2 separate regions of the Homo sapiens genome follow, and region 2 is linked to region 1. The links are chromatin contacts, found by Hi-C or POLR2A ChIA-PET in ENCODE. All regions are on one chromosome and are shown on one strand. Each heading gives the region's core, a stretch centred on a gene start or an enhancer-like site at or near the end of the contact. The rest is flanking DNA. Distances are from core to core; before and after follow the strand shown.

The links. A loop is a pair of places that touch in the nucleus more often than their neighbours do. ChIA-PET counts read pairs that join two places held with the same protein, here RNA polymerase II (POLR2A). Pooled maps may share reads with other maps.
Region 2: a map with no recorded cell type shows a loop between it and region 1 (2.6-fold over the local background). The contact joins two enhancer-like sites. A Hi-C loop is called at or near these places in 1 of 168 maps with a recorded cell type or tissue (PC-3), 1 of 37 single-sample maps with no recorded cell type and 2 of 50 pooled maps. POLR2A ChIA-PET finds 5 or more read pairs at or near these places in 2 of 52 experiments (MCF 10A and PC-9).

What each region holds. Positions count from the first base shown.
Region 1 is chr3:189,507,678-189,510,675 of GRCh38, reverse strand. No RefSeq gene overlaps it. Among named protein-coding and RNA genes, the nearest start is that of TP63, 120 kb to the left of the region's middle. Within about 2 kb of position 1,380, at least 2 of the 41 ENCODE cell types and tissues checked have a DNase peak (open chromatin) inside an H3K27ac peak, as active enhancers do.
Region 2 is chr3:189,713,640-189,716,637 of GRCh38, reverse strand. The region is part of intron 1 of TP63 (tumor protein p63); the gene reads right to left. Among named protein-coding and RNA genes, the nearest start is that of TP63, 84 kb to the right of the region's middle. Within about 2 kb of position 1,422, at least 2 of the 41 ENCODE cell types and tissues checked have a DNase peak (open chromatin) inside an H3K27ac peak, as active enhancers do.

The sequences.
Region 1 (2,998 bases), core at 131-2,630:
ACAAATAAGAACATACATTTAGACTTTGTGTTATGGTGTTGAAATAAGCCTTTTAATAGAAAATTGTTAAAAATACATTAAAAAGTTAGGAAAAAATTATTACCAAAAATGATTTTATCTCTTAGGAAATATCACACAGAAGCCACAACAGAAAATAAAATGTGTACTTATGTTGGGACTTCAACCACAAACATACCGATAAGCTGAGAGCTCTTGGCACAAGATTGGCATAATCATAAACTAGTTGGCTTCCAAAGCTGACAAAGTCTCACACTCTGTGGCACACTTAGACCTAGCTGAACAATACAGAAGTAAGGTCAGGAGTATACAGAGCCCACTAGAGCATCTTCATCACCAGGCCATACTGAGAATAATTTCATTAAATACCCAGGAGCACTCTTTACCACGGAAATAAGTCACCTTTCCAATACAGAAAACATTTTGTCAGGAAATGCAGTAGGTCTGCTACCTTGGCACCATTTTTTCTCCTCTCCTAGCCATAGTCACACTCCTAATGGCAACTGGCAGATTCTGGTGGGTATGACATGCAATGGAAGTCAACACCTTGTATTTTGGGACTCAACTACCACAGACTACCTGATTTACAATGTAAATAGCATGACCGTTATGTAGATAATAACAGAGAACAATTAACTACGCATAGGCATTTTAATCAACCACGAGTCAACATGTGTGGTCAAAAATAAACCTATTTGCTTAATGACCTTAAGGAAATTATTTCCCTTCTCAGGACCTCAAAGGAAATGGACCAGATCAACGGTGCTTAACACTGGCTGCACATTAAAATATCTTGGGGACCTTTGAAAACTATTGATACCCAAACCCTGCCCCATGCCACCACTATTAGAATCTCTAATGGTAGGGTCTGGGCATTGGCATTTATTGGAAGCTCCCTGGTTAATTCTGATGTACACGCCAAGACTGAGAAGCACAGGTTCCTTTTGAATACAAGCAGGGAAGAGCATCAGTGAAAGTCAAAAATTGACCTTAAGGTTAAACTGTGAAGTTGAGACTATAAATGGGAAGGCTGTTTAGAAGGGAACATGCATATGTTAGAACCACTCATTAAGGTCATGCCCCACAATCTTGCTACTGTGCAGACAGTGCCTGAAAAACCCCAAATTAAATAAAGTCTCATGGAATCAATTAACTTTTTTGAGAGAAACTGAGATTGCTGCTGTCTGTGGTAATATTCAGACTGTAACGCTTTTTTAGTTTTCCATGAGTGGAGTTGCTTAAGAATTAATACACCACCCAACAAAATAGCACCCCAAAAGTGCTATTGCCTCATTCTGGCAATGAAAGCTGTATTTTCCCTGAGGCCTTTCTTCGTAGGCTGGAGTTGCCATGGGAAGCAAAGCTTTACTGGGATGCCAGAACAAACAGGCTCTGAAACCATCCCAGCATAACTTACAGAGCTGCCTATAAATCAAAGAGAACCCTAAGGTCAAAACCACTTAAACACACACACACACACAGACACACACAGACACACACACACACACTCTCACATATATGCATACTCCCTGAGAAATATTACAAAAGGGGAGATGGGTCAAGAAAATCCAACTAAAATTGCTGCATGAAACTAATAACAGGTATTTATGTGCCCCTTTCATCCACAATTCTCCAAGGACAGAGTGTGCTAAGATTACTTGTCTTTTGAAACCTTTCCAGTGTTCTGAGGGATAAAAAAGGAGTAAGTTTGCATATGAAATCTGGCAAGTGGAAGTGGCCGTAAGGGGTCATCTACTCCATTCTTTCAAGCATAGTTATGATGAAATGCAGTCATTTCTCTCCTTCTCCTTGGCAAAGTCAATTCTGCACCATTCCAAGGTGTCATCTTCTAACCAGCCCACTGTTTTTCTCTAGAAGACTGCTTTTTTTTGTTTTTTGTTTTTTCTGCCATCTCCCAAATTCACACTTTCTAAATGATGTGAAGACCATGGACAGCTAGTGAAGAAAGAAGGTAGAAGCAAATGGGTGGGAAACAAGCTTGGAATAATTCCTGGGTCAAAATAAAGATTCTTGCGTATGATTTTATTTTGTTCTCATTATGCCTGGCTTTTTCTTGGATATTAGTCAACAGGGAGCTTAACTAGAATGTAAATGCTTAGGACTAGTGTACTTATAAAAAATCTCTTCACTTTCTTCTTAGGTCTTCCGTGACTAGACTTGTGCCTCATCTCCTTACTTGTTCTAATTCAACTTCTCTAACTCAACGATACAGTGAATGTGCAAGGCAGCTACGGTGCAGTGAAAGGAAGCTTGCTCTAGTTCTCTTAATTGAATTCCAATTTTTCTATTCATTGGCAGGGTGACCTTGGGTGAGTTATTTTACCTATTTGATCTTCAGATCGTACAAGGTTTTTATGTGGATCAAATGAGTTATGAAAGCTGTATAGTGCTGTAAATATGTAGGCTGTTTTCTCCTCTCTTCCTAATATTAACAGAATAGAGTGATAACACATTCAAAATCTTCTAAAGTACTTCCTCAAAAAACTTTTAGAGTAACTGGGGGAGTCCTTTGTGGTCAAGTACTGGTCAGGTTTGTTTTGCTCACAGTCACTAAACCATAGTTTTACAATTATTCATATAGTGCAAAGGTTTTGTACCTGCATCTTTTTCTCTAACATATATTTTTCCCAGGTTTTTGCTGGGACACTTTAGTTAAAACAAGGCTTCAAAGAAAAAGTCCTAAGCTAGTGGGAGAGGTTCAAAGGCTTCTTGCAGGGTCAATTAGCACCTATAAAATTTATCTCTGTTTTTTACTAATGGCTATTAAACTAAAGTGAGGGCTAAAGATGACTGATAACCACCACTTCCTCCAATTGTTGTTATTTAAGTGGAAAATAGCTCTTAACTCTCTGCACTTAATATTCAACGTGTGACAAGTTTAAGATTCAGCAACTATTGTAGATTTGAGGTTCTTTTTAAAACTTTTTACTGAGTTTATTAAAGTAACTCATGTCACTGT
Region 2 (2,998 bases), core at 173-2,672, 210 kb before region 1:
AAATTCAGAATATCATAAAATTCCGCAGTCCTTTCCGAGTAAGAACTATGGATTTCTTGCATCTCCACTGTGTTTACTGATGTGAAAGCTGAAAATTTCCTTTCCTAATGACACCATTCCAATGTTGGGACTGAGTGAGAAAGATGATTGGCAAATTCTCTCTCTTTAAAAGGGAAGGGATCATGGAAGTAGCATTTCCAGGGCTTTTTAAAATTAAATTCAGCACAGAAATTATGACATTCTTTCCACAAAGTCCAGTGACTAAGAATCTAAACAAATTTTATGGTGTAAAATCATTAAAACAAAATGGCCCTGAACAAATATGCTATCCCCTGGGGTTTGATCTCACTCAAGAGTAAATAAAAATATATTTTATAAAATTGGACATTATACATAAAAGGGAGGTATCTAATACAATTACAGATAAAGAATACAAAGGTCAGTAACGGATGCATTGAGCACTGATTAGGAACATGACTTTTAGAAATGTGGTTTTGCCACATTACAGATGTTTGACTTGAACCAAGTTGCTTAAACTTTCTAAGCCTCAGTTTCCTCATATGTGGAACAGGAATAAAAATATTTAATGTGCTATATCGCTGTATGAGTAAATGAGATGTATATAGTTTTTAGTATAGTACGTAGTGAGTACTGAATAAATGGTAGGTAATTGTTATCACTATCTAAGCTAAAGTGGTTGAAAGTGAAATCCACATCCCTCTGAGAATAATGAGCTAAGGGATGGGCACAGAAGAGCATGGTTCAGTTCCTGAAGCCTCAGTGCTCACGTAGACTTAGAATTATTTCTCAAACAATTTCATGGTCTCTTGATTTTTCTAACAAAAGAAAAACAAACAGACCAAATCAGTGCACAGAAATTTATACAGTGATAAATCTTTACTATTCCACAATAAGATTCATTGTGGTTTATGTACAGTATCCAAATTCTTCACATGGCTAGCTGCTCCAATTTTTAGCATCAGATTTACATACCATGGTGGCTATGTCCCAAACCACCAGAGAGACGGTTTCAGACTCACAACCCGTGACCTTATTAAGGGTATAGAGTAATTTACCATCAATGTCAGTTTGTAATTACAATCATCTTTTGCTGAAATGTATATACCTAATAGGTCTTAATGTTTATATCAAGGAATATTCCCTAGAATAGCAAAGGTAGCACATTCTTAGAGAGATCAAATCTGGATGTTATACCTTATCTTCTTCTAAGTGATCAGAACATACCCTCAATGCTTCCTGTTTTAGATTAAAAGATAACCACAGGAAAAAACAAATGCCGTAATTTCAAAACAAATGCTATAATCAGCCTTCTCACACAAAATCTTACACAGATATTTCCCTTCTGGCAGCTCTCTTGTGTGACTTTCCTACTCAGGGTGACTAAGAGGTCTAGAATCCTTCCATCTAGTGGCTTAGCAGTCCTCTAGGGCCTCAAAGATTTCTTCTGGGTCCTCTCTATTCAGCCTATGATAAAGAGAGGAGAGGAGAAGGGAGGAGAAAGGGAGGAAACGAGGGCAAGTGAAGGGTCAGATGGTAATTTTAGGGCCACATCTGGAAGCAGCATGAAGCACCCTGCCTGTATTGCACTAGTTAGAACCAAGTCACATGCCCATGCCTAACTTTAAGGGAGGTTGGAAAAATATAGCTAACTACGTGCAAGAGGAAAATAAAACAGTTTGCTGAACGTACAGTACTGTTTCTCTCCCAGTGCTTCTCTGGTTGTGTAGAATTTTTGAGTTCTTGGATTTTTGTTCTATTTTGCTTTTTAGACAGCACTTTAAAAAAAAGAGATGCTTTTTATATGAATGTGTACATGTATGTCTGTGTGTGTTTACGTTCAATGACTCTAACTCTGAGAAGCAAGCTGAATTAACTCTTTGTCATTTATGTATGCCCTTCTTCAATACTCCCTCCTGAGAAACCAGGCCTCTCATATTTGAGAGAATTTTGGAAAGATGTAAGGATAATCTCCAGCCAAGGAAAACCTATCAGAAACTGTGGTGTACATCAGTGAGAGATACAGTCTTGAAAAGGAGGCCTCTAAGTCACAACCAAGTCACTCAAACATTACTAGGATGGACAGAAAAGAAACTTCTCAAAATTTCCGCATAATTGGTGTACGAACATACACTTTAACAGACCTCTGTCAAAACAAGATTTGTTTTTCGGTACTTGTCCTTGGATATTGATATTTCTGTATTATTCTCGGTTATATTCTGTTCTTAGGCAATGAGCCTACACTATGTGATGGGATAATTTCTGGAGCGATTGCTAAAACCTCATCTCTTTGCATACGTCTCTTTAAACTTTCAGAACACCGGGAACATGATCACTTTCCCAAAAGTCATGGCAGAGAATAATAGAACTTGAAGGCAGAACTCTTAGAGGTTTAATAGTACCTTTCCCAAAGTCCACCTTATGAGGGTCCTGTGACGCTTTGCATCACACACACATACATACACATACACACAATTCCACTTACGGGGTGTCTTTAATTCATCTACAGATAATCATTTGGCACTGAGGATCTGTGAATACCACATATAAAATGAAGAGTTGGAAAATCCAACTTTGTCTAAATTGCTTTTAGGTTTCAGATGTGTTAAGGATCAACAGAAACTATTAAAACCGTACTTTGGAGAGAATGAAGACCAGGTTTTAATCACTCTTTCCATACTGAACAAAAAATTTTTCACTTGATCATATATTTTCTAATTAGTGATTTGTAAAGCCTCTCAGACTTAGAAATTGATTTGCTACTTATTTTATTATATTATTATGGACTTATTTATTGAAATAATATTCAATTATAAAAGTTATAAAAGCATCAATTATAAAATTTATAAAAGCATCAATTATAATTATGAAGAGGGATATAAAGTTATTCACAGAATATACACCTAATATAATGTTATAAGTTAAAAAGTTGGATTAGACTTGAACTTGTAATTTAATTGTTCAACTATGGTATATATAA